7 separate regions of the Homo sapiens genome follow, and regions 2, 3, 4, 5, 6 and 7 are each linked to region 1. Evidence: chromatin loops called from intact Hi-C (ENCODE). Cell type or tissue: heart left ventricle. All regions are shown on one strand. Each heading gives the region's core, and the rest is flanking DNA. Links, peaks and the distances in the headings are about the cores only.

Region 1 (4,523 bases), core at 128-4,127:
ATAAGCCTTTCAGTAGTGATTGCTTTGTAAACAAAGGATGGGTCGGAGGAGAGAGAGCCTTAAACTCAAGTCTGACATTCAGGCCCAAGTCACCCTATAAACCGGCCCTTAGCAATTCTATTTTCTATTCGAAAAGAGAAACCAGCTGTGGGTTGGCTTTACTAGGTGATGTGTGATTGACTGACTCACCTGCTGGAGTAGCAATGCATTCTCACCTTTTGCTGATGGGGCCTTGTTTCTAAACACGTGGATGCGCAGAGAGCAAGGCTCAGCCTACTGCAGCCATCTCTGGCAGCGCTTCTACCCCTCCCCAGCCCATAGATGGGATTGTTTAAATCTCCCTTGTTGACCTAGTGGCAATTCTTCCTCTACCTAAATAGTCGATGTGAGTGAAATCATTCTCTTTTGATAGGTGGTTGCTAGCAGTTAACAACCATTTATTTACTTTAACAATTAATAATAAACTTTATAAACTGTCTATTTGCTCCTCCTCTCCAGTACATGCCCGGGTGAGTTGGTTATTTTCAGCCTTTATTCCTGAGGAGGCTCAGGATGGGTGGGGGAGGGAAAGAAAGGGGAGGAGGTGTGGTGGGGAGAGGGAGAGAGGCGAGAGGGAGAGACAGAGAGAAAGAGAGAGGCGCTAGGGGAGGGAGGTTTACAAGTGAAGAGTAGTTAGGGAATATGGTGACTCTGAAGAATCGAGATCAGCAGTGTCCAGGAATTAGAAAAAATAAACTGCTATTTCCGTGAGTTCCCCCTCTGTGAGCCATTTAGGTGAGAGCCTCGCTCTTCGCAGTTCCTTTCTTCCCCTGCCTCGATGCCCTCCCCTCTTAATGCTATTTTAGCTTTTCCTCTTGTAAATTTCAGAGCCAGCTCGAAGGTTATTGAGGACACTTATCCGAAAGAGGCAAATAATAGAGGTGCTGAGAGTGTTTTTGATGTTTCCTAAAAGGCAAAAACAAAACGCCCTCCTCTAAACAAGGGCACAAAATTGTACCTGGTTTTTATTTTTATTTGGTGGTGGGGGGGTGGGGGGGTGGGGGGGGGGTGGAAAGGGGGCTGGCTCTGGCTGAATGAGACTACTTTTTAATATGATTTAAATTTTTTTTTCAAAAAATTAAAAATATTTTACCCTATCATATTTAATCAGCTGTAATTATAACACATTCAAAATGAATAATATGCCTTGACAGTATTTTTATTGTTATTGTTCATTGCATGATGTTCGACTGCTTTAGAAGCACAGGAAAGAGAAGTAAACGCGCTACAAATGGGGAATTACCCTCGTTTAGCATTAAAATTCATTTAGATAAAATTGCCACAAACATTTAAATGGGAAGATTAGTTCCCCCTCACGCCTTATTGCACTCGCTCAATGGTTCCGTTAAGAACATTTTACACGTTGGAAATTCCGTCTTCTCAGACGGCTTGCTGTTTCCTAGTTACCCACATTCAAAGCAAAGGCAGCAGCAAAGGCAGCCGCAGCAGCAGCAGCAGGGAAAAAAAAAAAGTTTTGGCAACTGGTCTGCAATTCATCCGCTGCTCGCCCCAGTCTCCCCTCCGCCCGCTGCAGTCTGCCCCCACCCCTTCCCCTTCCCCACCCCTACCTCTTTCCCCTCATTATGTAATTCGCAGAGTCCAGTCCTCGAGGAAACACGTTGCCTAGTTGTGTAGTATTTATATACAATGTTAAAATACAAAGAAAGACCCTAAAGTCAGTCGAGTCGGTTCCTCTCTGGGTCTCCCTCTCCCTCTCCTGTTCTAAAATGAAGATTTAGCTTGAATGTGCTGAGTTTCTCACATCCCGTACCCTGAGGCCACAAGGCACGTTTTTTGGCTTTCATTTCTGCCAGGACTTTTCCAGGAAATTCACCACTGCTTTTCGCTTGTATTAGAAACGTGTGAAAGAATTCGTCTGAAAAGTCCATGCACCGTCTAGCTTTTCTCTCCCCCCTTTTTTTCTTCTCCTTCTCCTCCTCCTCCTTCTCTCTCTCTGTCTCTCTCTCTCTCTCCGCCCCCCACTCTCGCACTCCCCCATCCTCCTCTCTCCCCCTCCCTTCGCAGAGCCACAGGAAAAGAGGAAAGTCGGCTTCGACTGCCATCTTTTGGGGATTTCGAAAAACGACTCGGTAGGAAACGGAGGGAGGCGGAGGCGCGGGAGTGGGGGAAACCCCCTTATTATCCAGTGTCGGAACTGGCTCCCTTAATCTGATGCTTAAATATTTGATGTGGAAAAATTACCCATAAAATTAGTTACTAACAATTTCAAATTGAAATCACTTATCGAATTATAAACGCATTAAAGCTGTATGGATGGTATTAGGAGTTCCTCGGGAGGCAGCGGGTGTCTCCTTGAAGTGAGCCAGGCGGGCGAGTTTCGCCCCGGGGAAAAGAGCCCCCAGCCGAGCCCGGGGGCAAGGCCGGGAGGGCGGCGCTGCAACCTGGGCGCAGGGTCCGGGTCAGGGGGATCGAGCGGGCGGCCGGGTCCTGGTGGAGGCTGCGGCTGCTTCGGCTCGCGGGGGCGGGGAGAAGGGGAGGGGAAGGAGCCTTGGTGGGAGGCTCCGACCCCGGAGCAGAGGCGCCTACCAGCAAACTTCGTAGTGAAGTCGAAGGATTCTGAAAAGGAAAAACGCAAGCCCTGCCCTCCCCCTCCCTCTCGCGTCTCCCACGCGGCGTGCAGACTTCGCGCTCGACTTTGCGATCGGGGTTAGTTGCTGTGTGCAGTGTCCCCCAAGTCTGCGGGAGGAGCGGAAGGGTATAGGCTCCAGTCCTGGGGTTGGGCCCGGCTCCGTGCCCCGAGAGGAAATCCAGCGGGCAACTGCGCAGAGCTCCAGCCAGGACGTGCTACCCCTGAGTCCCTCGATGCGCTGGGTCCCGGCCTAGGCCCCAGTGCGTGGGCGGGCAGGTCTTTGCCCAGAGACCACAGCTCTGGTCGCGGGGGGTGGCGGGGGTGGGGGGGCTGCACGGGCGCCTGCCTTACCCTCCTGCCCTCACCCCCATCTGAGTCTAGTCTAAGGGACTGTTGACTTTGTCTCTGGAGATGGGGCGACCAGGGGTCTGCGAAGGAGGTTGTGGAGAGGCACCTCCTGGGTGCAGGTCCGGGCGCTCTTTCCTCGGAACCTCACGGAGTGCTTTGTAGTAGCCTGGAGACTTCCTAATAGACTTTGCCACATCGGGGGCCCCAGACTCCAGAGTCCCATAGTGGCCCTGGGAGCGCGACCCAGAGAGCCTGGGGGCTGGAGGGCACATGGAACGCGTGCACGGCCCACTAGGAGGGCGTTGGGAGGAGAGTGCCCGAGTCTGGAGCCGCAGCCGGGAAGCCGTAGACAGCACCCCGACGCCTTAGGCAGAAGCTCCTCAGGATCACTTTAAAAGCTCTGCAAACTTTCCCCAGCCTTTCGGATACCCTCAGGCCCTTGGCCCACCGGAAGGCAGTAAAAACGTAACTTCATGCTGCAAAGCTCCCGGGTAGGCGCTTGGACGCCGATGGAGAGAGGCGTGGAACTGGGTAGTGGGGCGCCCTGCCTGGCTGGGCACTTTTCCTTGTCTCATTCTCGTCTCCCATGCCATGCCTTACCCACTGGCTGCTAGCGGCGCGTTTCACTTAAGGTGGCCACGGTGCGGAGACTACAGGAGCCTGGGAATCCCAGGGTTTGGGGAAAAAGTAGTGAGCGAGAAAGGTGGGGTCGGGGACCTGAGGAAGACAGCTGATGGCTGGGAGAGGGAGGGCTCCCTTTTCGGCCCGCTCTACCCGCCAAGGAGTCTGAAACATTCTCTCCCTAGGCGGAGCTGAAAGGAAAAACAAACAACGTATTGAGCAATCAGTTCGCCAACATTTGAGCTTTAAAGCGCCTTTGCTCTGAAAATAGTACCCTGGGGGTCTCAGTGGGGAGATGGGGGAAGCATTTTTAGGGCCTTGATTCTGGCTTGCCGCGCCCCACGGGTCACCCCTCCGCGCGCTGCCTCCTGACATCCCGGCGCTCTCAGCCCACTGAGGGGAAACCCGGGCGGTGCAGCCCTGGAGAAAAGGGATTTAGTTTTAAGCCAGTCTCCCATCGATCGGGTCGGTAATTTCTACCCCTGCCCACTCGCAGACACACTCACCTCTACCCTAAAGCATTAAGGTCATTACGCGAGCAATGATCTTAATTTCCAGGCGGAAAACGAGTCCCGGGACCTCGCCGATTGGGGAAGCAGTGAATAAAGTCACCTGCTTCAGGCACCCGCTTGGCCCGCTCCTCCCGGTGGGGGCCGTGTGTGGCAGGGAGCGCCGAGCGGGGGTCCCTAGCTCCACGCCGAGGCGGACCGGGCAGGGGTCAGAAACCCTGTGTCTGTTTTCTGCGGGGTGACGACCTCCTGTAAGGGTGGGATTGCTTTTGCTTGCTTTCCTTCTCCCCTCCCTCTGCCTTTCTTCCTAGGCCTCCCTCACATCTCAGTACTCTTTCTTCCTCCTCCCCTCCCCCAAAGTGGCAAGTTCCCCTTCTCCACCTAGTGTCCAGAGGTTCTGCCCCTCTCCTAGTCCC
Region 2 (4,523 bases), core at 246-4,245, 1.1 Mb after region 1:
CAAATTCTTTTTCTTCATTTCTGTGTAACTCTCCCATCCTTAGCATATCTACACTGCCCTACAAAAACATTTCCATCCTGTGACTACCTGTTTAAGTTCCTATCATGGTAAAGTATTAGTAAGGGCTTGCTATGTCTAGGAAAAACACTGAATGTGTATTCTAACATGAGTTGAATCCCAGTTTCTCCGGCTACACGACCTTGAAGAAATAGCTTTACTTTCTGTAAGCATCAATTTCTTCACCCATAACCTCAACATCCTAATTTCTGCCCTTCCGATATCATTATTGCTGTGAGAATCAGCTGAACTAGTAGATGAGAAAGGATATCGTTCATTCTAAAAGATGTTATAAATGTTAAAAATTATTATTCTATCATTATTAATGGCAATGGCAATGAGGCTAAACCTCCTTTCTTAAGCAACACATTTACATTAGTGTCAAACATTCCCAAAGGGAATAAAAACTGCTCATATTGGGTTTAATCTGTCAATTGAGCATTGAGAATTACAGCTGAAGAATCAAAACAGAAATGAGTACATTGCAAAAGAAAAGGAGAAGGGAGGTATAACCCTGGGGTGTTGGGGAGTGGGGGCAGGTAGCTGAGAGGAATCTAAACTCAATCTTTGAGGAGGGAGAGCTCTTGTGGAACTTCAATAAGTGATCTCCTATGACCCAGGGACAGGGGTAAATGGTGCAGTCAGGAGTTAAGTGCCTGGTGGAGCCATACACAAAACTGTTAATGAAATGGAAGGCTTGGACAGCAAGCAGCAGAGACCCCTCCCTAGTGACATGAAGCCAGGAGCCCTAAGAGAACAAGCAAGAAACAGTCTTTTGTGAGACACAGCAGAGATCTGTCCCTTTGGCCCAGAAGGAAGATCGCAGATAGGACTGGATGTCAGCAACTGGAGGTCAACAACTTAGAGCAGAGCCAGAGAAATACTAGTTTTTCACCAATGGGTTTATATGAGTATGTCCTACTTGTCTGACAGGCTGGTGGCCAGAAAAAAACATCTGTTACACATTTTAATAGGGGCCTTCTGAACACATGATGCTGTAACACAAAGGAGTGATGTAAATGGTGGGGAAATTTAGAGATCACAGCTGGCCAGAAACTAAACTTAACATGGGTCCTTTAAGGCTTTGTCCTTCTGACCATTCCAGGTTCCTAAATCTTCCTGCCAAGTTGGCTGGAAGCCAAAATATTTCTCAACTTTGCATTTATTTCAGGGTGTTAATCTCACAGGCAACCAACCCCTACTTAATAAACTCCAGCTCTCCATGCCCACTCCTTTAGGATGCCTGTGTGTGCTCTCCCGAAGGCTCAGCACACATGCGCCTACCGCTGTCGTTTCCTGCCTGGGGAGGGTGTTGACACAGGAGAGCCAGGGCATCATGCAGCTGTCATCAGCTCAATGCCACAGATGGCATCTCGATTATGCATCCCCTTCCCAAGGCACTTGCCCGTGAGTCTGTGAGCCCTCTACCTGGCTCTGGGTCTTCTTTCCAGCCCCAGAGGCCAGCAGGAGAGGAAGGGTAACGGGGCTCAAGATGGGCTCAAGATCCTTTCGCTCTGCTACCAAGCTGGGAAGGAGTGGGCTTCCCTTGCCTTTTCTTCAGTCCCACTTTTAATCACTAACCACAGAAGGTAATGAGAAAGTGCTTGAATTACAAAGATTCCCATTTATTACTCTGACTGCCCCTCCACAAAGCCCCTCTTTTCCCCTTTGGCAAGAACAGATCACTATTGACACTTTTAGAAGGCCCTGGGCCCCTCTCAATTATTGGCCTAATCTCTGCCTGCTGAATTCTGAAAGCAGAATTCTTTTCTAACTAGATTTTTTAGAAAGTGAAGAGGCTACCCTTGGCTTTATTCATTGGAATGACTTCGCAGGCTAATGTATTCTCCTGTCAGTATATTTTATGGATTCAGCAACATCTGCAGGATATGGAAAGAACAGAAACAAACCAGATGTTTCAAAAAGGTAGCTCCACTAAGCCTCCTTAACATAATTATTGCAATATCACATCCACATTTTATTGTACCTCTTCTATATTTATATGCTGTTAACTTTTCCTGTAGAAATCCGAACCAAGTTCCTTCTAAACAGATTTGCAATCTTTAAAAACAATTTTGACATATATCCTCCATTAAATCCAAATTTTCTTTATCAAATTTTAGAGGGGAAAATAAGATTAAGGAAATGTAGATATTTATCTCAGCCTTCAACATTTACACTCATTTAGTTAATTAGCACTTAATTACACTGTCAAAGGGGGAAATTTTACCACGGACAGACCAATCCCCACCCCTCAGGCCCTCGCTTCTAAGAGAAGCAGACCTTTGCTGGGAGCCAGCTCATTCCTCCACGAAACATTTGTAATGATTACTTGACAAGGAGTGCAGATACAAAATTGCGCAACAGAGAGCCATCACTCACCACAGCCCGCTGGAATTCTCATGCTGGAGCAACAGTGCCCCCCAAAGCAAGCGGCCAGAAGCACCCTGCAAGCAAACACTGGGCTGCCCAAACTTCTATTTTCTGCTTTATAAGCTGAGGAGCTATTTTAAGAGCTGCTGGCCAAAAGCAGGCTCTATTACAACCAGACCAGCATTCCAACCAAGCTGGGGAGCCTCGGCTGGAAACAGAATGTTTCCACCTATTTTAAATCAGACGCCAGGAATTCTCTAAGGAAGAGATGGGAGGTGGGGAAGGAGAGACATGGTAGAAAATTGGAAAATTTTAGAAGTTTGCCAAACTCAAGAGAACAAAGTATAACTGGATTAATGCACAAATCTTATTAACCAAAATGCAAATGAATAGAGTTCCTCCATCTTTTCACAAATGGCAATATTATTTGGTCTCAGCTTTCCTGCCAAACAGAAGAACTCATTAAAGCTGTTGGAAAATAATAGTACTCTAATTAGTTTAATTATGATACGATGAATCAACCCAATTTTTAAAAACAATATGCAATTAGCCTTTTTTAAGTCAAAGACTCTGTTTTCCAAAACAGGAAATGAAGCATAACACTCTTATTTCATCGTTAGGGCAAAATCCTAACCACTCTGATACAGTAGTATAATGAGCATGTAATGAAACCAACAGTCCCCACTTCTTCAGCAACTCTCTTTGTGCATTGACTAGACGGCCTTTTGGCTTCAAGAATGGCAACTGCATTAAGCTGGAGGCTGACCCAAATTTTCCCTTTCAAGTTCTAAGTCCTGTTTTCTATTTTCGTTTCTATCCTGGAATAGGGTCACCCTACAAAAGATGAAATATTACATTCTTAGAAGACAATGAACTGATGATGTCATATTGGCATGTTTGGGTTTTATACTGCTCTTGGGGGTAGTGCAAGGAAAAAAATAATGTGGTGTTGGAAATGGGGAATGCAAGCCAGGCAGCCTGAAATCCAAACTTTTAAAATCAAACCACATAATCAACACCACAATATCGATACTGGGGAGGTTGGAATAGTAAACAAATAGTATATATTTTTTAAAAAACCCTCTTTCCCCTGGGAAAAAAATCCACAATGAGACTCCCACCCACTACAATCTTACCAAAATAGCTAAAATTAAAAGGACTGATAATACCAAGTATTTGTAAGGATAAGAAGAAATTAGAAGTATCATACATTTTTAGTGAGAGTATAAATTGGTACAACACTTTGGAAAACTGCTTCATGGTATCTACTAAATAGCTAAATCCTAAGACCTAGCAATTCCACTCCTGGCCAACCTAAATGAGTGCACACATCCATCAAAAAGCATGTACAAGGACGTTCATAGCAGCTTTATTCATAATAGCCTGAAATTGAAAACAACCCAAAAGTCCATCACTAGTAGGATGAATAAATTGTGACATATTCATATGATGGAATAGTACATAACAATACTGCCCAAACACAGAAGAGTACATACAACAAGCTTTCACTTACATTTTGTTAAGAAATAGGCAAAACTAATCAGTGGTGATAGAAGGCATCATGAAAGTAGTGGAGGAATGACTGGGCAGGGCATGAGAGCCTTCTGGGGTGTACCGGAATTGTTATGTATCTTAATTTGGGTGGCAGCCACACGGGTACATACATAAGTAAAAATGTATGCAACTGGATAGTTAAGATGTATCCCATTTATGTATAGTATACCCCAATTTTATTAAAAAAAAAAACAAAACAAAACAAAACCGTAAAAGCAAAGGCAGAAGAAAAGGAATCTCCTGCTACAAACTAGAGTCCTCTGCTTCAAATTTGTAACATACAATGTCACTTCCCTACATGAAACCCTCCAGGACTTCCCCTTCCTCTGAGAATGGTCTGCAAACCTTTCACTTGGCCTGCATATCCTGGGCCCTATCTACCTTGGCAAACTTTTTACTCATCACCTGTGTTCCACTTCCTCTTGCTAACTGCCCTCCAGCCACCCTGATAGTTTTCTCATCTAATACATCAGGCTCATTTTGACCTAGGTACTTGCCACTTGCTCTTCACTCTGCATGCACTGCTTTTCTCCAGATCC
Region 3 (4,523 bases), core at 162-4,161, 940 kb before region 1:
GGAAGTGCAACCTTTATTTCTCCTTCATGTTTTTAAAGTCACCTTCTTAATTCTGGTAGAACATAACTCAAACAACTGAAAATGTTAGGAATGGATTTACAGTCCCTCTGGCTACTCTCTATCTGGGATGGAAAAGAAAGTGAAGCTGGAGATAACTTTTCCTGCCATCAAGGGACATCTATAGAGGAGAGGCAATTAATTGTAATGTGCCAACTAGTTTTGATTATTCAGGGACTTGTGATGGAATTTGTGGATTATTCAGGTCCCTGGTTTTCTGTTTTGGCTAATTTCACTGCTCAGTGGCACCTCCAGAGGTCAGGGACAGCTATTCTCCTATGGAGTGTCCCCAGAGAGACAGTGGCAAAGGAACCACCCCCTTTTGAGCAACTACTCTGTGTCAGACACAGGGAGGATTTTTTTTTAACATTTGTAGTCTTTCATTAATTTCACAACAAACCTCCATTCTATTTTACAGACAGTAAAAACTCAGTGTAATTCATTCATTTCTCAAATCTCTATCAAGTGTATTCTGTGTGCTAGTCCCTGGGATAAAACAGTGAATGAAAGAGATGGGTCCCGGCTTTCTCTGAGCTTAGGATGCAGGAAGGAAAAAAAATAAAGTAGACAAATCATCAAATATATAAAATATAAAATTACAAACAGTGATATATGTAATGAATGAAAATTTTAAGGGATCACAAAATTTGTAAACAGGGGATCTGATCCAGTTGTGGAGTCAGAGATGGCGTCCCTGAGGGCATAAGCCTCTGCACTGGTGATTGAAGAATGGAATAGAAGCTGTCAAAGCTTGCACGGCGAGCCCACAGCAGAGCTGGGATTCAAACTCAGGTCTGCCTGACACCAGACTCTCTCTGTATTGCACTACTACAGACAGTTGAAACTATGCCCTGACAGGGAGACCTTTGACTCCCAGCCCCTAGCCCTGCTCCACCAGCTGCCCCAGAGATGCCGTGTCCGTGGGAGTTGGTGATGGTGGATTGGAAGCTGAAGAGCTCCTGTGGTTTCTCAGCAAGTTTAACTGGCAATATGAAGGAGCCCTCACTCTCTGTGCATTCTTTCCATTTTCTTCATGGTTCTGTCTAGATTGGATTTCGGCACTGGCAGGAGGGGTGTCCTTCTGGCATGACTCCTGATGGGGTTGTGTGGCTAATTTCAAACATTGGGAGGGGCTTGATTAATGACCAGCCCAAACCAGAGTTCAGAAACATTGCCTGGAGCCTCTGTAAAACTCCCCAGATCCTGCCTCCTTGTCTACCTCCCTTTACTCAACCCTGCCTCCCCTGATCTAAAGCCATCTTAGAGATTGGCTACCTGCCTGAAAAACTCCCTGACCTGCTGAGGAACTGCAGCAGGGAGTCCTGTTAGCAGCTGTGGGAGGGTTGGAGTCTGACCAGAACATTCCTCGCTCATGTTTCCACCCACTCCGTGTCTGCAGGGTGAAATGCCCCATTGGATGCGGTGGCCACCCCAGAGCTGCACCTTCTAGCTGGATACAGGGATAGGAGTGGTTGGGATTGAAGGTGAGAAGTCTGGGAAATGAACCATTTTCTTAGGTCTTCTGCTGATTTCCACCCCTCTGACTAATTATATAGCAGGGGCAGTGATTTACCAAAAGGAGGCATTGTATGACTTTTTAAGGACATCTTTCCAAAAAAACAAGCAAAAATTCTCCCCCAAGCAAAACCAACCGCCCCCCCCCAAAAAAACCTAAAAGCCAAAAAACTCAAACATCCAGGGAAAAGACCTTCTCTTTAAGCCTAAATTTCCACCATTTGTGACTTACCTTTTTTTTTTTTTTTTTTTTGAGACGCAGTCTTGCTCTGTCGCCAGGCTGGAGTGCAGTGGCGCGATCTCGGCTCACTGCAACCTCCACCTCCCGGATTCAAGCGATTATCCTGCCTCAGCCTCCTGAGTAGCTGGGACTACAGGCACGCGGCACCACGCCCAGCTACTTTTTGTATTTTTAGTAGAGACGGGGTTTCACCATGTTGGCCAGGATGGTCTCGATCTCTTGACCTCGTGATCCACCCGCCTCGGCCTCCCAAAGTGCTGGGATTACAGGCGTGAGCCACCGCGCCCAGCCTGTGACTTACTTTTTTGAGTTACACAACATTACTTTCTTGCTTCAATGTTTTTGTGCAAATGCACGCCGTCTGGGGAGAAGCAAATTTCTTGAAATTGAAACCACCGAAATGTGAATGAATTTATCATATCCCTTGTTTGTATCTGGTGAACGGGTAGCTAGAGGGCCTGAGGTATCTTGGGGAACAGGTCGTTGAAGTGGGTACAGGACGGGGCAGTCACTTTAATCGCTGGTCCGAGCTCCCCAGCCTCCCTTTTGCAAAAAGCAAAAATACGTTATCGTCACTAGGGGGCGGAAGTAGGCCAGCAATCGGTCTCTAGTACTTGTTTGGTCTGAAAACTAAAGTTGGCAAATCTGCATTATTAGTGTTTTATTTTTCTTAAGAATCCCAAGTCTCTCTGAGATGGTATGAGTGTGAGAGTTAGGCTACTGTAGTGTAAAGAAGCCAATCCCAAGAAAATAAAAGCCCTGTGTAGGTAAAGCAGATACCCGACAGATTCTATCAATGGACTTTGAAATTGTTCTACTGTTTTTATTATGATAATTTACTGAAAATTTCTCAGATCTAAAATTCAAATAAGAATGTTTGAAACCAGCCGGGTTCGGTGGCTCACGCCTGTAATCACAGCACTTTGGGAGGCCGAGGCGGGTGGATCATGAGGTCAGGAGGCGGGTGGATCACGAGGTCAGGAGATCGAGACCATCCTGGCTAACACGGTGAAACCCCGTCTCTACTAAAAATACAAAAAATTAGCCGGGCGTGGTGGCGGGCGCCTGTAGTCCCAGCTACTCGGGAGGCTGAGGCAGGAGAATGGCGTGAACCTGGGAGGCGGAGCTTGCAGTGAGCTGAGATCGCGCCACTGCACTCCAGCCTGGGCGACAGAGCGAGACTCCATCTAAAAAAAAAAAAAAAAAAAGAATGTTTGAAACCAAACTGGTTTGTCAAATGCATAACAGCGCCCTTGATTTCACAAAGGGATGAAAACTTACATGTAGATGTATTTTTTTCTGATTATAAAGAACAAATTCTCTTGAGGAATGGTTAAAAAAAAATCCGCCCCCCCGACAGTAAAATTCGTATTGTACTGTTACGGGTAGCTCTGTTCTTACTGAATAAATCTTGCTTAGCAACTTACCTCCAGAGTAAATAATAAATCACTGCTGAAAGCTTCAGGCATTTAGCTCCGTCTGGGCAGTAAAACTTTGTGATGGTCTTGACAGCATTTTGTAAAATCATAATTGCTTAGGGAAAGTGATTCTGGATGTCTTAAAATGTTCGGAATTAAGGAGGAGCTGTTCCTTTGAGGGAAGTTATTCTAATGCCGTGTGTGTATGTGTGTGTTATTCTTTATACGAATTCTAGATTATAATTTACACACACTCATCATTTCTATTAAGAATATGTAAAAATTCGATTAGAAGCACAGCCACATGTATCACACCAAGGTTTTATAAAAAAAAAAACCTTGAGGCAATTAGGGCAAAGATGCTCAGTTATCTGTGCACAGTATACTATATGCAGGCCTACCTTTATATACACATATAGTTATGGATTGAATTGTAAGCCTCCCCAAGATTCATAGGTTGAGGCCGTAACCCTCAGTATCTCAGAATATGACTGTAATTGGATATAGGGTCTTTAAAGGGGCAAAAGTGAGGCTGGGATTAGAGCCTCTTTAAAGAGGTAAAAATTAGTGGCTTATCCCTGCCATCCCAGCACTTTGGGAGGCCAAGGCGGGAGGATTGCTTGAGCCCTGGAGTTTGAGACCAGCCTGGGTAACATAGCAAGACCCCATCTCTCTAAAAAAAATTAGCTCAGTGTGGTGGTATGCCTGAAGTCCCAGCTATTTGGGAGGCTGACGGGGAGGATTGCTTGAGCCCAGAGGTTGATGCTGTGGTACGCTGTGATTGCACCGCTGCACTCCAGCCTGGGCAACAGAGTGAGACTCCATCTCAAAAAAAAAAAAAAAAATAGATAAAAAAAAATAAAAAAAAAGTGGCTGGCTGGGTGTGGTGGCTCATGCTTGTAATCCCAGCACTTTGGGAGGCCGAGGCAGGTGGATCACGAGGTCAGGAGATCGAGACCATCCTGGCTAACATGGTGAAACCCCGTCTCTATTAAAAAAAAAAAAATTAGCCGGGCTTGGTGGCGGTCACCTGTAGTCCCAGCTGCTTGGGAGGCTGAGACAGGAGAATGGTGTGAACCCGGGAGGTGGAGCTTGCAGTGAGCTGAGTTCGCGCCACTGCACTCAAGCCTGGGCCACAGGGCGAGACTCCGTCTCAGGAAAAAAAAAAAAAAGTGGTAAAATGAGGTCATTAGGGTGGGCCCTAATCCAGTGTGACTGGTGTCCTCCTAAAAGGAAATGATGCCCCAGACATACACAGAGGGAAGACCATATGGAGACCCATGGACCAGGCA
Region 4 (4,523 bases), core at 314-4,313, 850 kb before region 1:
TGGGAAAATGTGGTCCGGAGATGATAGCTTGATTTGCTCAAGGATTCATGTGTAATTATCAGCAGAATAAAATTTCTAACAATTGTAACATTATAGTGGAACCCTGCCCTTATTCTCCAACTCTCTCCCTTTTAACCTACTGCCCTAGGGACATTAGTTATTCTTCTTGTTTCCTTTCCCTCCTCAAATATCCCTAGGCTCTCAACAGTAGTTATTTGTTTTCTGTATTTTAGTATTTCAAATTTCTTGACTAAAAAACAGAAGCCAAGTCTACTTAAGCTAAATTGCATAGCCTAATAAGCATCACTTTTCTTTGCTCTAGGATGGCATTGTTGCAACTTGTTGCTAGGCCTGGTTTGTTTTGTGCTGATCAGCACCTCTGATTGGAAGTTATATAAATCTTTGGTTAATTTAAAAAATGGGCAAATGAGGTAAGTGTTACTTCATAAATCTAGTTTGGCGAGCAAAATGTTTCTAATTTAAGGACCCACAAAATGAAATTATAAAGGGGCTTCTTGGCGATGAAAAGAACGTCTCCCCAGGCCTTCTCTAGTGCAGTGTGTGTGTGTGTGTGTGTGTGTGTGTGTGTGTCTGTGTGTCTGTGTGTCCAAGCCCCCAGCTGCTTGGACAGAGTTTAGGAAGGTGATGGAGATTTTGAATTAAAGACCTGTGAGTCCACCTTTCTTCATTTATATGTTCCCTGAATACCTCTCATCTTAACCCCAGGAAAGTAATTAACTGGTTATTTCTGGAAGGTAGGATTTGGGATCATGCATGGCTAAAATGTATTTTTTTTAACTTCTTCTCTCTGTTTTTTTTTCCTGTGCACACATTTTTTTTAATAAAATGAAGCCATTTAATCAAATAATATAATTTTATTCTCAACATTCCGTGCACCATAATCTCTTGGGAGCTTAACAAATCGCTTGGGTACCATCTCCAGAGACTCTGATTGAGTTGGCTTGGGGGTGGGGTGGGGGCGTGGGGATGGGTAGCGTTTAGTGACTTCCCAGCTGATTCTTATGTGTGGCTAGAATTAAAAACTCCTGTCTCAGAGAGCAGTTCTCAAACTTGTCTGCATATTGCAATGTCCCGAAGAACTTCAGAACACCTGTGCCTGGGACCACCATAGAGGTTCTGATTTAATTGGTCTGGGGGTGCTGACTGGGTTTTGGGTGTGTTAAGATTTCCCCAGGTGATTCTGAAATGGAAGGGCTGGGTAGTATCTCTGAAGAGTTTTTTGGGGGAGTTCTTAATGTTGCTGTCTTACTAAGGAGGTGTACCAACCTGCCCCTGCTTTCTGTTAAATGAGAGTTAATAAGGTGGGATTGCTCTAAACCTTGAGCACAACTGATCATAATGCTAGAAACAATAGTCCCTCCTCCTCAGGGTGAAATAACAATGTTACAGGGACACCAATTATGAAGATAGGTTGTGTTTTTAATTGTTGAGAAAATGATGAGCTTGAAGGAGATTTTGCTTATTAAGACTGCTTTACCTTTATAAATGACTGTAAGTAGATTCATCAAGAATTGGGAGCTGCCTTGAGCTACAAACAAGCCTATGCAATAGGTACTAATAGTTGTTTTTAGCCTCCAGTTATTTTTGTCTTTTCTTTTTGCCTTTTTAAAAAGAGGGTGGGAGTGAAGAGGGCTCCCTATACTTCTGTCTTAACAGACTGTCACTATGATGATGTCCAAGTTGAATTCTGAATTTTCTTTGGTTAGACTAGCCCTGTAGCTTTTTAGAATTATTTAAAAGGGCTGCCTTCTTTGTTACAACAAAAAGTCTTCTTGGAGGTGTGAGCGGTTGAGCTCCCCCAGTGTGGTGGGTGCTAGGAAGGGCCTCTGGGGCGAGGTCTGCAGGTGGGCTCTTTAGCAGTGAGGCTGCAGCGAGACAGGACCCTGGGTCTGGAGAGCTTTCCAGCTCCAGCCAAGTCTGGCTTCCTACTTCTCCACAGAAGCCACTTGGGAGCAGTGTGGCCTTGCCTATGAGGGAGGCTCAGGGAACCTTCCTGGAACTGACCGGCACAGCCAGGGAGCCTGGAGCCCCTGCCTGATGACAAGTGAAATATTTCACAGAATATAAATCTTTCCTCTTGCAAATGCTCCTTTGGTGAGAAATCAGACAGCAGGTAAGAATTGGGCAGAATCCTTGTCCCAGCAAATAAAATGAAAGGATAGAGCCTCCCATCTTTGTTCTGTGATATGATAGTATGAAGTTTGTGGAAAAGAAGATTTCCTGCTTATGATGGGTCCATTGATCATAACAGGCTCCTGAATGGGAGACAATGGTATCTCCCTTTATCTCACTGACAATAGAAAGAGGTGCGGGGAGAGGGGGAAGGACAGAGAAAGAGAGAGAGAGAGAGAGAGGCTCCCATCAGCCTGATGTGATGATATTTCACCCTGTGACTGTTTCCAGGTTGTAAGCTCTTCTGACAAAAGTCAAACAGAAGAACAAATGACTAAGGCCTTTTCAGTCTAGTTCTTGTAAGCAACTGTATGAACTTTGCAATGTTATGCTTGTTCTAGGTCTTTGAATTAGACCCTTTACCATGCACACTTCTCACATCAAAGAAGACCATATATAAAGTAGTATTTTGCAGTATTATTATGACATGTCTGTGACTGTGTGATTAGCATTGTATCCACATTTTTGGCCCTCTTTACTTTTTCAGGCTTTTAAGATTTACTTAGAAAGGGAGAGAAGAAAGGATATACAGGGAGCTGGGGGTAAAAGTCAAGGGAGCAGTTGGGAAGAGACACAGGAAAGGGAGAAGAATGAGATGACTAGAGGATTCTCCTCCAATTTGCCAAGGTCATAGGGAAGCAGGAGTTGAAGTGTAAGCCTTGTAACTTGATTTTTTGGCTAGCTGTGAACTACCTCTCAGGTAACACCCTTTTCCAGGTATTATCTAATGCCAACATTTGCTCAATTTCATTGCAGTCATCAATCCTTTGCTGAGAATAAACCCAACTTTGGAAGGAGAGTAGGAGGAGTTGTCAGATGGGAGAACAAACAGATCCCACTGGAAGCTTCAGCTTCTCCCTAAAAGCAGGAGTAGATAAGGACCCCTCACTGCCATTTTTACTGTCCTGCATCTGAGGTGGATTTCCAGAGTTTCTGAGATGCATCCAGATCCTGACAATTCGAGGCTCATGGCCAGATTGGACCCAGCACACAAGCTTGCCTATCTCCTCTGCTGTCCCTTCCTCTGAAGATTAGAACCAGCCAGTGCCAGGTGTGCCAACCAAGATGTGTCCTTTCTTGGTGCTCTTGGGAGCTTCTTACACCCCAGGCTAGAGGGTGCCCCTTTGGTCCTAGGGGTGATCTGGTATCTCTCTTGCTTTTGGGATTCTGAGGGGTCCTGACCTCTCTGGGGCAAAATGGAGATTTCTAATCATGTGCTATCTGAATTTAACCTAAAAGTCAGTAAGCCACCACCCCAGCTGTTTCTTCAATGAATCCCTAGGGAGACATGGAAGCAAACAAATTTGGGCTCCATAACTTTGACTAATAAAGGTCAAAAGTCAACTGAAACCAGACTTACAAGAAAGTGCTTCATCATAGGGGTGAGATTCAGGACTTCCATGACAAACTGTTAGGGGCTCTACAAAAACCATGAAACAAGAGCTTGTCCTGGGAACACAGGTTATACATAAATAACCCATTATATATTATGAAACAGAAAGTTCTTCAGGTAAACAGACGGAAGCCAGTACGGTTGGCACAGTGTCTTTGTCCATCGCTTGGTATGGCAGGATTTATAGCGATTCCATCCTTGAGCATGGAGTGATAATGGAGCCCATGATAAATATGCAAGGCACAGTGCTAAGTGCCTTAGGTATATTTTCCCATTTAATCCTCGTAACAACCTTATGAAGTAGGTACTATTACAACTCTATTATGCAGAAAACACTTTGCTCAGAGAGGTTAAGTCATGTGTGCAGGCTTGGCTGGATGGAAGGTGGAGGAGCCTCCAGAGCTCATATTCTTACTGTTCTCCCCTTTAGAGGTTCTTTGCTACTACTGTGGGGGTGGAGGGGATGTTCCAAGGTGTTGAGCCTCATGGATTTTCCTACTACAGGTTAATGGATGTGAGAATAAAATCCTCCCTTTCATTTAGATTAACTGTGCCAACAAATTAATTGGGAGACCACGAGGCTGAGAGACTCCAACTCTTAAAATGTGCTAGGTGAAATGAACAACTCCTTCTTGACTTCACTGTAGTTGCTTTAAATAGCAATGTTGAATCTTCACGTGGGACTTTGAGTCATGGCTTTGGACCAACTTCCTCTTGAAAGTAAGTTGAGAAATCTACAATTCCTAGATAGATGAACAAACTAAATATCCCCTGTACTCTGACAAACAAACAATCATTTACAAAACCAACAAAACTGCAGTAGGGTTTTCTCATTTTGTAGGGGAATATTTTAAGGACTGTTTCTCTACTTACCTTGAAAATTATGGGCATGTTCACCTGGGATTTGGGCAACAAGGTCCTCAGCGGCACCATCGCT
Region 5 (4,523 bases), core at 381-4,380, 560 kb before region 1:
AAAAAAAAATTTCCAGTAGTGGTAATGTTTCCATTCACTGAGAGAACAAATATAAATCATTATTTGAAAATTTCATCTTAATTCTAGGGCTCAAAATTTTTTCACAGGTAAAATTCTGAGAGTAATTAGCTGTTTACAGTCAAAAATCATTAAGTAAAGTTTACAAAGAAGACATTAGCAAGAGCCAGCAGAAACAACAGATAGCACAACAAGACCTTTAAAAAACCTTCAGATTTTGGAAAGATCCACCACAGAATACAGAATAATATCTTTTATAAGATGAAATAAAATATTACTAAAGAGTAAGCAGATTGGTAAAAAGAATTTCTAGAAGTAAGAAATATAGTAATATTCTAATGACCATTTTACACTGAATGTCATCACCGACACATTTTTTATACCATTTCCATTATAAGGTCTTAATTTGTGTGAAACATTCTGTTGATACAATATTTGGTTAAGGCAACTCCATTTTTTTAGCTAACATTTCCATTTAGCTATAAATTCATACAAGAACACGACACTCTCCAACCATGGTGAGAACTTATGCATGGTCTCAGTTAATGACTTGATGATAGTTCCTGGGAGGTAATTCAGGGTGTGAATGTTTATTCACTTACAAGATGGTGGTAGTAATACCATCTTCACAGTTTTGTTCTGAGTAGAGTGCGGTGATTAAGACTTTGCATACTGGAGTCAGACCGACTGGGCTCATATTCTGTCTCTATTACTTACTAGCTGTGTGACCTTCAGCAAGTTTTAAAATCTCTCTGTGCCTTGGTTCCCTCATTTGCAAAAAAGGGGATAATGATAGTACATGCCTCACAATGCTGTTGAAGGGCCAAGTGAGATAATGAATAAAAAGTGCTTTGATGTAGTGATCACACAATAGAAGCTAATGGCTTTTGAGATTATATAGACTATGTAGTGCCTGGTACATAGAGGCAGTCCAAAAATGATATTCTGTTATATATTATTATTCTTAATCAGACATTGTTGGAATTCATTTTGTTAAGGATGTGTCTATTAATTTTAAGCTGGAAGGTTTCTTCCAGTTCAATTAGTCTAATTGTCTAACTTCACAGGCAAAAATACTCCAGAGAGGTTGAGTTTGTATCAGAAACAGCCTTCTTGGCTTCTAGATCTGTGGAAATGGCAATGAAGGAGAGGGAACAAAATGTAAGGATTTTATTGGTGGGTGAATCAAACCTTTATTTCTCTGCAATAAAAAGACAAATTTGTGTCTCAGTTGGGTTTTTCTCTTATGGGGGCAGGACTGTCAATGGGACTGGCTGGAATTGTGGGAAAGAGGCAGGGGTTTTAGAGGTGCTGAATATGTGAGCTGCTGTCAACTGGGAGTATGACTTAAATGTGGCTGGATATTGAGCCCAGTTCAAAGAATTGCAGGCAAGACTGGGCTTTGAGAAAAGATTAAACAGAAAGAAGAAGTTGATGAGAGACTGGGGAAAGGGAGGTAGAGGAGGAAGGGCGAGGTGGTGGAGAAAGAGAATGTAGAAGAGGAATAAAAAGGTTTAGACATTTTATATTAGATGAGGATTACCTCTGTAATTTATTAATATTTAAGTCATCCCATTTTCATTTTCTTCTAGCGGCTGAGCATATAGTTGTTTTGAGTTTGAATGGATTGTAAAATATATCCCAAAGCAATATGGAAAACTCCTCTATCATGACACAATTTAAGTCTCTGCTCAAAAAAATGATATAATTTTTTTTTTGTAGAAGATATCTGCTATGGTTAAGGGATATAAATGCCTCCAGAAAACAGTTTTTGAGGTTTTTGTTTTAAAAAAATATCACTAAGACAGTTCACAAGGCTGAGAGATCTAACCGTATTTTGCTAAGGTAGATGAGAGCTTTATGTAACTAATTAAGTCCTCTATAGAAATTAGTTTTAGCAAGTTCTGCCAGATGCCCTTATTGGATATGGCTGAATGGGGATTAGGAAAGTTAGGACAAAAATGAATAAAGTGAAAACTTAGCTACTTGTAGTTGTAGAGAAACAAAAAAAGCAAGCTTGCATACTCTCTATTGCCACATGAAAAAAAAAAGAAGAGGCTTTGAGCACTGAATTCATTCCATTAGCCTGGATGAGGTGCATAGAATATCTGTTAGTGGTACAGAAAGAGAATATATGGGTGTTAGCAAGACCCACAGGGCTATTTCAATTCAAAGAAACTCAGAAGTTTTCAACAAATTGCTGAGAAGGGATTTTGGTGCCAAGCTTAGCAATTCAGACAAGGCAATTTAAAAAAAGCTAAGAATTTGTGGAGAAGGTACTTAGTTGTACTTTAGATGTTCATTTCTTTAAAAGTTGATATAAAATATAATCTTTGTGATGATTCATTTAAACATGGCTATTCGTGTCTCACATATGGAAGACAATTTTCTTTCTACTTAGAATTTTCATTCTGAAGGAATTTATCTTAGAGGACAAGGAAATGTATTATTAGGTAACTGCAAGTGTAGCTATTTTTGATGTGTCCATGGTAGAGAAAATGAGTTAGTAAAGAGGCCTAATAAGTCTCTAAAGAGAAAGGTGTTAGTAGAGATCTACTTTTGAATGACAGGCAAAGCCAAAGTGTTTATTATTTAGATCAGGTGACTGTAGCAGGACTGCCACTTGGTGGCAGCATGCTTAAAATGTGCCTACAAATTTTTGAGGGGGGTGATGAATAAAGTTCTTTTAAAAGTTGAAACTGTGAAATAAAGGTTATGAAGTGACAAAAACATTGTAGCAGTAGTGCTTGGATGGCTTAAACACAGCCAAGAAAATATAAAGTATCTCTTGTACTACTAAGAAGGAACACAAGGCTGGAAGAGATTTCTTGCTATATTCTGTGTAGATCTTTAAATTGTGTCTGTTTACTTTGGGGTTTTGCCTCAAATTTTTAATTTTGCATATCTATAGGTCTTACATTTGAGTTACTTAAAAAGTTGTCACTTTTCTTCCTTTTTTAGAAGGGTAGGGAGAAAATAAAACTTGAGTTATGATTAATCAACCTTTTGTGGACCAGGGGAAATTATTCTCTCTTTTGGCACTTTAATCACTGAATAGCAGAATTTAAGTGAAGAAAAAACATGAATATTTACTTTACTTTCCTCTAGAGAAGAAAAATATTTCAATGTTGCTTGTTTTTGTTTGTTCTTAACGTGGAAATCCATGAGTTGAACTAAATAAACTATTAGCTTGTTTTAGGCTTAGCTCAAAGCATATTTTGTTGTTTCATACATTTCTGGTTCAATAATATGAGAAAAATATATAAGGTTAATACTGACTGAATCAATTTATGGCACTGGGCCTAAATTTGGTGAAAAAATATTTCAGTTGGTGACTTTACTGAAAATGTTAATATTTGTGTTTGCTGTATTTTATCCTAGCTTGTATTGTTAGTTTGGTAGACTTAAGTCCATTTTACGAAATAACATGAATGTTGAAAATATAAATATAGAGCCATAAAAACACCTTTAATTTACTATGTCCTGAAAAACATGATTTTAGTTTTGCTGGTATTTATCAGAATGTACTTAGTGCCTCTCAGCCTTTTTGTCCACTGTACCACGTGATGCATCTCCAAGTTTACCGGGCTCATTTAGTTCCTCCTCACCCTTTAATGAAGGTGAGCCTGAGGTGCAGAGTATCAGTGCCTGGCTCACAGACAGCCACCTCCTTCCTGGGGCAACAGGGTCGGGTTGACAAATTCTGTTCACAAATCAAGCGTGGAATTATTATCTAGAGCAAGTAGTTGGATGATGATTTGTTATGTCTTGAGAACCTACCATACCACGTAAGTATCTCACAATAGAGTAAAAACCTGAAAACTCTCTCATCTTCTGAGATCAAGACATGGTGCCTTAGTGACAAATGCCCTCTAAAATAGCAGGGAAAAATGATTATTTAAAGCCAATGCTGGCTTTGGCTTCTTCTGTCTTTTGTGTGTGGGGGGGGTGGCTTAATTCCCCTAGCTGAGCCTGATGGGGAGGCAGGAAGAGAGAGGCCTGGAGCAGATTTTACAGTATGTGCAGAGATTTGGGGTCTGACAGGGTCTGGCATGGGGCAGGGGCTACAGACAGTGGAGTTATTCTGCAAAACAAAATGAAAGGATTCTGGGGGTCACTAGAGATGGGGGGAGACTGGAAGGAGAGAGGAGAGTAAAGCATCATGACAGGGTGGCCAAAAAACCTTCAAGCAATGGGGATCTCACGTTCAGCTGTGTAATTTGCAACTCTGAGCTGTAAACATCCATTATCGCTACAGATCTTCAGTAAATTCTGCAATAGATACAAATTCTCTGTGTGCATGCTTTTTGGTTTTGTTTTTTTGTTTAAGCTTTGCGGAAATCAAGAACAGTGCTGAATTCCCTACCAGGGTCGATGCAAAGGGTAGAGAAGGGTTCAGCCATAGACTCAGGGCTGGTGTGATAGTGAGGGTGATCAGCTCACAGGAGAAGGCCCTCAGGCCAGCAGTGCCCATATAAACCCCAGGGAATGTGCAATCCAATCTT
Region 6 (4,523 bases), core at 172-4,171, 150 kb before region 1:
TTTTTAAATAAGGGCACAGAAAAGCACGTTTTCAGATATTCACAAGTGAATAACTACTCAGCAGGCGTCCTTCAGCTTCCTCTTGTTCTTTGCTCCTTTATGTTTTTGACGCTGCTAGAATTCTTTCTGCGCCGCAGGAAGCCTTCGATGTTTTCCTTATTCATTAGATAGCTCAATGAAATGTTAAAATATTTATTTTTGAATAATCAGTAAGATTTTTGCCTGAAGGTTTTCACAAAATATGCCCCTTTATCCAGTCGAACATGGATGCTAAGCATGGCCAGTGTGACTCATCCTGTTGCTTCAAAGGTAAATGTTTGCTATTAGTGACTAGAGCACGTTCGCCAGACCTCTTCCAGCACTCAGTACTTCAACTATTAGTTTAGAATATATCAAACGTGTATGCACTTGTGATTAGTTCCTGGAAGAATTTTCTACATTTTCAAGCTATTGTTATGAGGATTTTTTTTTCTTTTTGGTTGGTTTTCTGATCTAGACCAAACAGCATCTCAAAAAATGACTCCAAACAGCATCTCATAAAATAATAACCTTTCACAGTTCAGTGGTTTATACTAAAGTTTAAAAGACACCCACCACCAACACCTCCATTTATATAGAACAACTGAGGCTCTAATACAGCAGTGCAAGCAATCTCGCTGCTTTAAGTAGCCAATGTCAGTTCAGATTCTCTTGATGTATCTATATTTAATCCAATATTTTAAAGTCATTCTGACATAGTGCCACATCGAAATGTATATTGAAGTAGATCATTGAAATATATTTATGCACAATAAAATGTCCTAAAGCTGTCTCCTTTTCACTATTAGGTTTTTATTAAAAGACGCCCTAATACCTAGTCAAGTGCTGGCAAGTTTTATTAAAATGCGATAAGGAGTTTTAACTTCAGAAAAGCACATGAACAATTTTAAAAGTGCTTGCACCAAAGTCTATGTCTCTTGGACAAAATCAGCTTGACTTCTCCATGTATGTGTATGTGTGTGTGTGTGTGTCTATACACACATAGATACATATACAGATATATATTTGGGGGGCATTGGGCTTATTTGTTTCTTAAATCACAAAATCACTTCTCTATGGTAACAGTGATTACTTCAGAAACTGTCACTGTCGAACAGAGGTCAAAGTTAGCTTCATGCTTTTTTTTTTTTTTTTTTACAAAGCTTCCACAATGCTAGAGATCTATAAATGTTTTCTTTTTTAAATCACAACCAAAATGTGCACAATGTTTCTTAATGTTTAAGAGAACATCAAATGGTCTCTGCCATATGAAGTTGTCTGACTGTGAATTTCACCCACACTTTCTAACACTTGTGCTCTCCAAGTGAAAACACTGAAGTTTTACATTTTCATCCCAAATTGCCAAAAGGGAACTGCACTAAAACTTTTATAATTACCAGTGTCATTTCCCCTCTCCTAAAGGGTTTTTTTTCTTGATTACCAATGTCACTTTCCAAATTCCAAGAACTGATTTGTACATGCTAGATTATCGAGGCAGTAGATAGATTTAACTTGACTGTCAAGCAAATTCATCCTCAGTGTCAAGCAACCACTACTGTTTTTTGTTTTTTGTTTTTGTTTTTGTTTTCAGAGTTGTTGAATCTGTCCTATCTTCCTTTCTTTTCCCAGGCTGTCTTCCCAAGTTTAGGCATATGGGTACACACACATGCACAGCTGTATTCAATGTAGGTTTTAGCCTTGTGCCTTAATCAAGTGTTTGAGCTATACACCTATGATTGATATCATATCCTATCTTTGGATTTGAAAAACATGGTTAGACCCCAAGACCTGTCCTATGAGTCTAAGTTGGGTACTGTGGTTTTCTCTTGTTAGTTACCAGCACCAAATCATACCCCCAACCACCACCTCCCACCCCCGTAAAACAAGATTAAAGTTTGTCATCAAGGCTGCAGTTTTTCTATTGTCCAGTAGACGGCACAAAAGATCAAGCCTTCAAATGCTAAACAATTCACCAAGGCTGCTGTGGTTTGAAGTGTATGTGTGTGATCTTCTTTAAAATAGCTAACCAGCCAGCATTGTATCTGTGAAGCAGTGAAGTACCTGAAAACTTAAGATAACTCACTAAAAGTTTTGAAACGTAATGATATAAAAAGGTTTTGCATATGTCAACAAAATGTTGCTTCAGAAAATACACTTTTAAATAACTTCAGAGAAAAATGTTATTTAGAAATTTATCATTTAAAAGTTATCTTTATAGAAATTAAAGTGAGAGAAATTACAGGGCATTTTATTTTTAATTAAAAATAAAGAAAGTATTTGCACCGTGAGACTTGAAGATTCTATAGCGGAACTTTGCATGATGCATCTATGTTTTTTACTACATTTAACATACAACTCAGTCCACAAAATTGAAGGTTGTATTTCAAATGCACTTACACATAAATGCATATATAATAGGTACTTGGGAAGGGGAATAAATTCTCTTGATGAAGTTTTGTGGGATAGCTTTTGGGGGATATTGGAGAATGAGGCCAGTAGAAACAACAGTTGGGACTTTGCCTCTTTCAGAGCAATGCATGACTTTGGCTAATATTTATATTTTACTAAAAGGCTTCTATTTCCTTTTCATTCTGCAGACACTCCTTATGTAGCAGTTTGGGGGGGAGGGTAAAGTGTGGGCTAATAACTCATTTCCCAGTTAATTTTATTAAGAATTTATAGCACTGTTTAGAAAGTTTTAAGACAACCATAAATTTTATTAGGAATACTTTATTAAGCCCTCCATTTAATTAATAAAAGACCTCTATAACTTCTGAAAATGTCAGAGCTAGTAATTATGTTAACCAGTGTAGTTTTTTCCCCCCTAGAGACCAAAGCATTTTAATGATTTGAAATAGAATAGTAAGGAAAGCACCTCCCTCTCACCCCCCATTTTTTTTCCCTAATTTTTGCATCATCCAGTCAGAATATAGTAACTTAGGTATTTTCCCTGCAACCCTTGGAGAGCCTAAGCTGACCTCTAATTGACTTCTGAACTGGACCCAGACATTCTTTGTTTTCTGAAGCAAAATGCAGTAAACAAATCTTTCAGTCCTTATAGCCTGTAATGCTTTAGAGCACTTGATTAACATCCTCCCTAATCCTCTCAGTTAACCCCCTTTGATATCACCTAACCAGGTTTCCCCCTTTAATAGATCTCTCAATAGTTTATTTCACTTTTCTCACAGCCATTCATTAGCTTTGACTTCTTGGTGCCTTTCTCATATCACCTCCAGGCTCTTATCTCCAGCATTCCTCTATTATCTGTACTAGATTTCGAATCTATTTTCTTTAAACTATCTTTCCCTCCCTCCTCTTATTTCTGTTTTTTTGAAATGTCAATGCTAGTGAGGGGGAGAGATGCAGAGGATGAATGTTTTTGAAATACAAACGCCAAGCCTCCACACCACAGGACAACCTAAAAACCAATCACAGCATTTTAAGGGACATCTTAAAGTTTGGTGGCAAATGATAAACCCTTATCATTTTGTGAACACAGCTGCCAAACTCGATTGATTAACAGGCTTTTGTTTATTCTGGGCTGGCAAATACACACACGTTTTACCTTAAGAGGTGCCTCTTTAGTTTCTAAGGGTTTTGGAGCTGACTCATCAGTGTGACCTTTTGGGACAAAAGCCTAATTTAGGATATAGATCTTTCCAGAAGCACAATTCCTTATAGAACATAAAGTCAGGGGAGTTCTCCGAGACGACTTTACCAGCAGCTCAGAGGAGCACTGAGGGCTTGAAATGCCTCCATACAGGAGGGTGTAAACAATAGAGACCAAGGGCCCAGTCTGCCTCCTTTTGTCACCGTTCTCTATCTCTGGAAAGATGCTCTGAGATAAGAAGGATGAGAAGAGAACGGAAGGCCTGAATCGCAAGAGCTAGGGCCAAGTGCCAGAAGTTTTCACCAGGCCAAGTTTTTGCAAAATAAAAGTGCTATTGCCTTAAAAAAGCAAGTATCTGAAATAAGTTAGGAATAGGGGCTGTCAAAAAATGGGCATAAATATTGACAGTAGTTTACTAAGATACCTAGACCTGTCCCTTCATTTGTTTCCTTTTAATAGATGATTAATTGCTGCCCTGCTAAAGGAGTTTTTTTTTTTTTTATGGCTACTATATTGCAACTCTAGACATCCTCTGTGCAATTTCTCTCAGCAAGCCCCAACTGTAATAACTGTTTGCTAATTGTAAAATCCTTATCCAGAATGAGGTTTGGGCAAACAATTTGTACTACTGTAATTACATTGTAAAAGTGTTTAGTCCCTTGATTGTTCAGAATTAATTGTATAAAGGCCTAGAAGTTATATTAGGTTCACAGTTTAAAATGGAAAGACTGTGGGGGGGGGGAGGGGCACTTTTCAAAACTACTGAGTTGATTTTAAGTCCGCAAACTCAAACTATCTCATTCTTTAAGGAAAATTTGTGTGTAGGTAATTTAAAGTACATTTTTAAGGTAATCTGGCACATCATGGTTAAAGCATGCAGTCGTCTAGTCTTCCT
Region 7 (4,523 bases), core at 293-4,292, 130 kb before region 1:
ACAGTTCCGTTGCGAATTGTTGCAAGGCGTCTAGAGATTTGGGTAGCTGGCCTGCTCTGCACCCTCCCACCCTTCCCCCCTATATAAGTGAAGTCCCAGTGTTGTTTCTCTTTCTGACTCGGCACGTGAGTCCAGATTTGGGGGAAGAGATCAGCCTGCCTTTGTTAAGCCAAAGGCCAGCTACTCTGCAAGCTCTGCCATGATCTCTGTTGGCCAGTGGCTGTCTTGTACAGTCCTTGTCGAGCGCCTGACGCCTGGTTCTTAGTGTCATCTTATGGTTTTCTTCTCTCAACATCATCCTCTTAAAATACATTCTCAGCTTGATTTTCTCTGGGCAATCCCCGCGACATGGGCTGAATTCCTCTTTTGCCCATGGGGAGCGAGAAACAGGCAGAGCAGAGATTTAAAAGTGCCAATGCGCCGGGTCCGCACTGTGATCTGGAGAGTTGGAAACTTTCGGCAGTGTAGTCCATTGCACAGAACACGCAGCGTGCGCAATCCCAGTGCGGCCCCACAGAAGTGGGAAAACTGCAGGCGGCTCCCAGCCTTGGCCCCCGCGGGCGGCCCGGGCCTCACGTCTGGTTCAGCCCGCCAGCCCTGGCCCGGGAGCTGTTGAGTGCCGATTCTGCTGAGGAACCCTCGAGTAGCTGCTGTGGAATAAAAATTGCAATCCAACAAGCCTAACTGGAAAATGGGATTCTAAAAGCTCCGGAGTGCTGGGTACATAAAGCTATTTGAGCAAATTACAAGAATCGCTTAGGGGCATGAATGAAATCAACACTTTAATTGCCTCCAAAATGAAGATTTATACCCCATTTTCTCAAGGAATCATTATTTTATTAAAGTCAAAGATAAAAGACCAAAGTTATGGGAATTTTTTGGAGGGGGGAGAGAGAATACAAAAATTAATATAATATCATGGAGCTCCCCCCTTCTCCTTCCCTAAACTTTTGTTACCCAATTCCCTTCAGATATGCAAATATTGGTATGCAATTGTATCGGATAAAACTTCTCATTTTATTGTCTTCTACCTCTAAAATGAGAATCTGACTTCTGGTCCCCGCTGGTTAAGAGTGGGCTTCGAAGCTTTGGCTGAGCTCGTGGCGCTGTTGGCCTATGCGCCTGGGCTCGCTTGTGTGACCCCCTGGGGCTCACCCAAGTTTCAGCTGGTCGGAGGACAGCAAACCCAAGGTCCGGTTTGGAGAGGGGAGCGCAAAGCGCTGGACGCATGCGGTACAGTGCCACGGCCGCCGGTGGGCTCCACTGCCCTGGGGAGCTGAGGCGCGACGAATGAAGCACCAGGGCGCCTGGTGGGCGCCAGTTCTCCGGTCTGGAGCCTGCTGGCCTGTCCCTCCGGGGCGCTGAACCCCTAGTGCGGCGTCCTGGGGGCCGGGCAGGAAGGATGGCCTCTCCACCTGTCTGCGAATGCAGCCCAGCCAGTTTGAGCCTCCGCAGAGGGTGCGCTCCGGGACTGGGCGCTTCTCGTGCTGTGAGAACGCTGGGCCTTGTTAGCTCATTAACCCCTCTGTCTCTAGGGCCCGTTGGCGGCACGGTTTATTTTATTTTACCTGTTTTCCTCGGAGGGCGCGAAGACTGCCACCCGCGCGGGGACCTGGGATCGACGACTTTGATACTAGGCGGTATCCCGGAGGGCTAAGTCGGCGGAAATCCACTTGACCTTGTAGCGTTAGTCCTTTCTTTTCCTTTCCTTTCCTTTTTCTTTCTTCTCTCTTTCCTATTTATTTATTTATTTTAAAAATAGGATTAAGACACCAGTAGAAGCTGTAATCCCGTTCCTTCCCCCACTCCCAGTCTTCCGGGCCGCCTGGAGGTCCCTGCCGGAGAGAGCCACTTTGGCGGGCGCAAGCCTCCTGGGCGCCCTCTCCTGACCGCCGCGCTCTCGGCTCGGCTTGGCTGTTCCGGGCTCCCAGAGGCTAGGGGAAGCGAGGGGCGCCAGGGGCTTCCCGGCCTCAGCGTGGGGCGAGGTCCCGGCTGCGACCCCGGAGCAGAGGGAGAGGGGGGCCATGATGCTAGGCGTCGAGGCGAGGGTTGAGCCTGTTTGGCTTCAGAGAACGATGCGGGTTCGACCGGAAGCGGGGCGCGTGTTCTAGGGGCCCTTGGGTGGATTAGGGGGCGCCAAGAGGGGTTAGGCGAGGAGAGGCCTGGCCACCCAGTTGCTAGACTTTAGGCCGCACTCCAGGAAGGAGCAGTCGGCTTCCTTCCTAGGCCGCTTCTATTGCGCGCCACTCCTTGAATCTAAGCATTTTCCACTCCAAGAACGCGTTGGGAGAGAGGGGAGAGCGGAGCAGAGTCTCTAGGCCCCCAGGGCCGCCTCCCGGGGTGGCCACGCCTGCCGGTAGCGAGCCGAGATTAGCTAGGTCTGTGCTCGGGCCTCAGCGGTGGCCCTGGCTCTTCCCATAAGCAGCGGGAGGCAGAGAAATGGTCCCTTTGGATTACAGTTTTTATTCAACAGCAGCTCTCCGGGGGGTCCTCGTCTGAATCTGCATTTAGCAGCTCCTGGGCGAAGGCTGTCGGGCTGCACAGGACGCCCTGTTGCATGTTAATCCAGATTTGTCTCTGACGTCTGGGGAGAAGTAATATGGCTTGCAGTTATGGAACCAGAGAGCCACGCTCGCCAGGCAGGTTAAATGCCAAGTGCTGCCGAGCTCCCGGGGGACGGCCGCCGGGGCTGTGCAGCCCAGACTGGAGAGCGCAGGGCCGCCAGGCCTCTGGGATCTGGGGCAGGCCGGGCCCGGTGCGCTTTGGTTCCCAAGTGGTCCTGGGAACTCTGATGGCGATTGTTTTATTTCAAAAGTTCACAATGTTGTTTCTGAAGCAGAGTTTGGCTTAAAATCCTTTAAACTGAGGTAGAACTTTGACAGAAAACGCCCTCCTCCGAAGAAGCGGGGGAAATTCTTGCAAGGGAGATTTAAGCTTTCTCTTTAAGGGAGGTGTCACAGTCAGGGATGAGGCAGGGAGGGCAAGAAACAACCTAATGTCCTGCATGGATGGGATCTGCTGCTTTAGAAGCAAATAGATAGGGCCAGCGAATATTTACGAATACTAGAAATGTCCGCAATTCCTTGTCATCCAATAAGAAAAGTGGACACAAACAGCGGGAGGCAGAAAAATGGTCCCTTTGTCAGGTAGTTTGTTTTTAAATGCTTCCATTTGTATACATCTTATTTAAATTATAAATGCTTCGTAGGTTCCCACTTAATGCCTTAATCCTGAAACCTCTCAGTCCACAGGACTTGCAAGTGATAAAGTCTTAGCATCACCTAACTTTACATTTGATTGTGTTGTGGGTCATGTGATATAGTCTTAATTCCTTTTAAAATATATGTCAAATGGAAATTATGGCAAGATTCTCTTTAATGATTAAATAATAAGGTGTTGACTGCTTGTCACTACACTGGCTAATTGGGATGTTCATTCTAGGCCCTTTATTACATAGCACCCTTTGAATTAAAAGTTAGTTGTTTACTGGGTATATTTTTATTGTTACTTTCTGATTGGCTTTTAGTGTGTATTTATGTGTGAGTTTCAGAGTAGGGATGTATTGATTCTTAATAGGGACACTTTTAAAACATTCTAGAAAAAACAAGGGGAAAAAAGTACACCATAGATGCAGATAGGTTGAGATCACTTACATTGGTAAATGTCTCTAAGTCTAAACGCTAATACTACAAAAAATCCTTTGCGTAGCTTCCCTCTCTCTCTGTCTCCCTCTTTCTCTTTCAATCTCTCTCTCAGTGGAAGTCCCCAGTGCAAGTTGCATGAATAATGGAAAGCAATGATACTAATGCTACTTTGTACAAAGTAAAGCCTCATAACAGTAACTATTGTTCAGTGATTTAACTAGCTCCATGGCAGTAGGTCATTCAAATAGCAATTCTTCCCCCACCAGAATGACTCCATTGCTCACCATTCTGAAATATATAGAGTAGTTGTTTTATATAGCTATTGGTCCTAACTTAGAGACTTGTATTAGAAAACATGGAGAATCTTAAATAATAGAGGAAGAAGAGAAGAGAAGGGAGAAAAATGTATTAAAATGTGGGCCGGGCTTTCAAAAAAGTAACTGAAATATCATGCTAGAATTGTCCAACTTTGAAAATATATAAATTTTAAATCATTATGTTTTCAAACACTCATATGTTTAAGTTTTTAAATGTTTGTCATAGTCCCAAAAGATTTAAAACACAGCTGTGGCTGGGTGACAAGAAAAGAAAATATCCAGTAAAATTCTATACTCTTAAAAAACAAAGACTATTTGTGCTCCCATAGTAGAAACTTATGTTTATTAAGGCCAAGTAGATAGACTAAAGTATTACCATGAGGCCTACTGTCCTAAAACTAGCTTACCTTCCCTAGCGTACCTCACAGGTGGAGTTGGAGAAACTGTGAATAATGCATAACAAATTATATTAAGACACTTGCCATAAATGAAAATACTGTCAACATGAATTTAAATGAAGTATTCTCATATTGGTAATGTTATGCTTTCCATTGCAACAACA

Evidence for each region. Hi-C counts contacts between places; a loop is a spot of excess contacts. Peaks named below come from ENCODE experiments on the same cell type or tissue, not always from the same donor. Only the 100,000 strongest peaks of a DNase experiment are listed, where the experiment ranks them.
Region 2: it touches region 1 in a loop (10-fold over the local background); 35 of 110 quality-filtered maps call a loop at or near these places.
Region 3: a loop joins it to region 1, with 2.3 times the contacts of the local background. A loop is called at or near these places in 17 of 110 quality-filtered maps.
Region 4: a loop joins it to region 1, with 6 times the contacts of the local background. A loop is called at or near these places in 18 of 110 quality-filtered maps.
Region 5: it touches region 1 in a loop (4-fold over the local background); 5 of 110 quality-filtered maps call a loop at or near these places.
Region 6: a loop joins it to region 1, with 10 times the contacts of the local background. A loop is called at or near these places in 94 of 110 quality-filtered maps.
Region 7: a loop joins it to region 1, with 4 times the contacts of the local background. A loop is called at or near these places in 92 of 110 quality-filtered maps.

Annotation. Positions count from the first base shown.
Region 1 is chr2:66,573,392-66,577,914 of GRCh38, forward strand. MEIS1 (Meis homeobox 1) reads left to right here. Exons shown (of 13, transcript NM_002398.3): 13 at 1-478. It overlaps LINC01798 (long intergenic non-protein coding RNA 1798), which reads left to right and starts at 639. Exons shown (of 6, transcript NR_110156.1): 1 at 639-774. RefSeq lists an enhancer at 1,873-2,328. In heart left ventricle, for the core only: a CTCF peak has its summit at 2,124 (motif pointing left); DNase peaks (open chromatin) are centred at 2,130 and 2,650; H3K4me3 peaks cover 2,993 bases; H3K27me3 peaks cover 2,342 bases.
Region 2 is chr2:67,648,527-67,653,049 of GRCh38, forward strand. It overlaps LOC105374786 (a long non-coding RNA gene), which reads right to left and starts at 2,504. Exons shown (of 4, transcript XR_001739524.2): 1 at 2,440-2,504. In heart left ventricle, for the core only: a CTCF peak has its summit at 2,478; DNase peaks (open chromatin) are centred at 1,395 and 2,465; H3K27ac peaks cover 2,554 bases.
Region 3 is chr2:65,638,311-65,642,833 of GRCh38, forward strand. No RefSeq gene overlaps it. Among named protein-coding and RNA genes, the nearest start is that of LINC03050, 38 kb to the left of the region's middle. In heart left ventricle, for the core only: a CTCF peak has its summit at 2,390 (motif pointing right); no DNase peak of the experiment used is centred there; H3K4me3 peaks cover 259 bases; H3K27me3 peaks cover 1,309 bases.
Region 4 is chr2:65,720,257-65,724,779 of GRCh38, forward strand. No RefSeq gene overlaps it. Among named protein-coding and RNA genes, the nearest start is that of LINC02934, 68 kb to the right of the region's middle. In heart left ventricle, for the core only: a CTCF peak has its summit at 1,983; a DNase peak (open chromatin) is centred at 1,985; H3K27me3 peaks cover 94 bases.
Region 5 is chr2:66,011,037-66,015,559 of GRCh38, forward strand. All of the region lies in intron 2 of LINC02934 (long intergenic non-protein coding RNA 2934), which reads left to right. Among named protein-coding and RNA genes, the nearest start is that of LINC02934, 220 kb to the left of the region's middle. In heart left ventricle, for the core only: a CTCF peak has its summit at 2,658 (motif pointing right); no DNase peak of the experiment used is centred there.
Region 6 is chr2:66,427,254-66,431,776 of GRCh38, forward strand. All of the region lies in intron 3 of MEIS1-AS3 (MEIS1 antisense RNA 3), which reads right to left. Among named protein-coding and RNA genes, the nearest start is that of MEIS1-AS3, 4.0 kb to the right of the region's middle. In heart left ventricle, for the core only: CTCF peaks have their summits at 1,940 (motif pointing right) and 2,139; no DNase peak of the experiment used is centred there; H3K27me3 peaks cover 1,671 bases.
Region 7 is chr2:66,444,106-66,448,628 of GRCh38, forward strand. All of the region lies in intron 6 of MEIS1 (Meis homeobox 1), which reads left to right. Among named protein-coding and RNA genes, the nearest start is that of MEIS1-AS2, 6.0 kb to the left of the region's middle. RefSeq lists an enhancer at 1,613-1,949. In heart left ventricle, for the core only: CTCF peaks have their summits at 1,228, 1,912 (motif pointing left) and 2,112; DNase peaks (open chromatin) are centred at 1,276, 2,006 and 2,646; H3K4me3 peaks cover 2,337 bases; H3K27ac peaks cover 2,581 bases.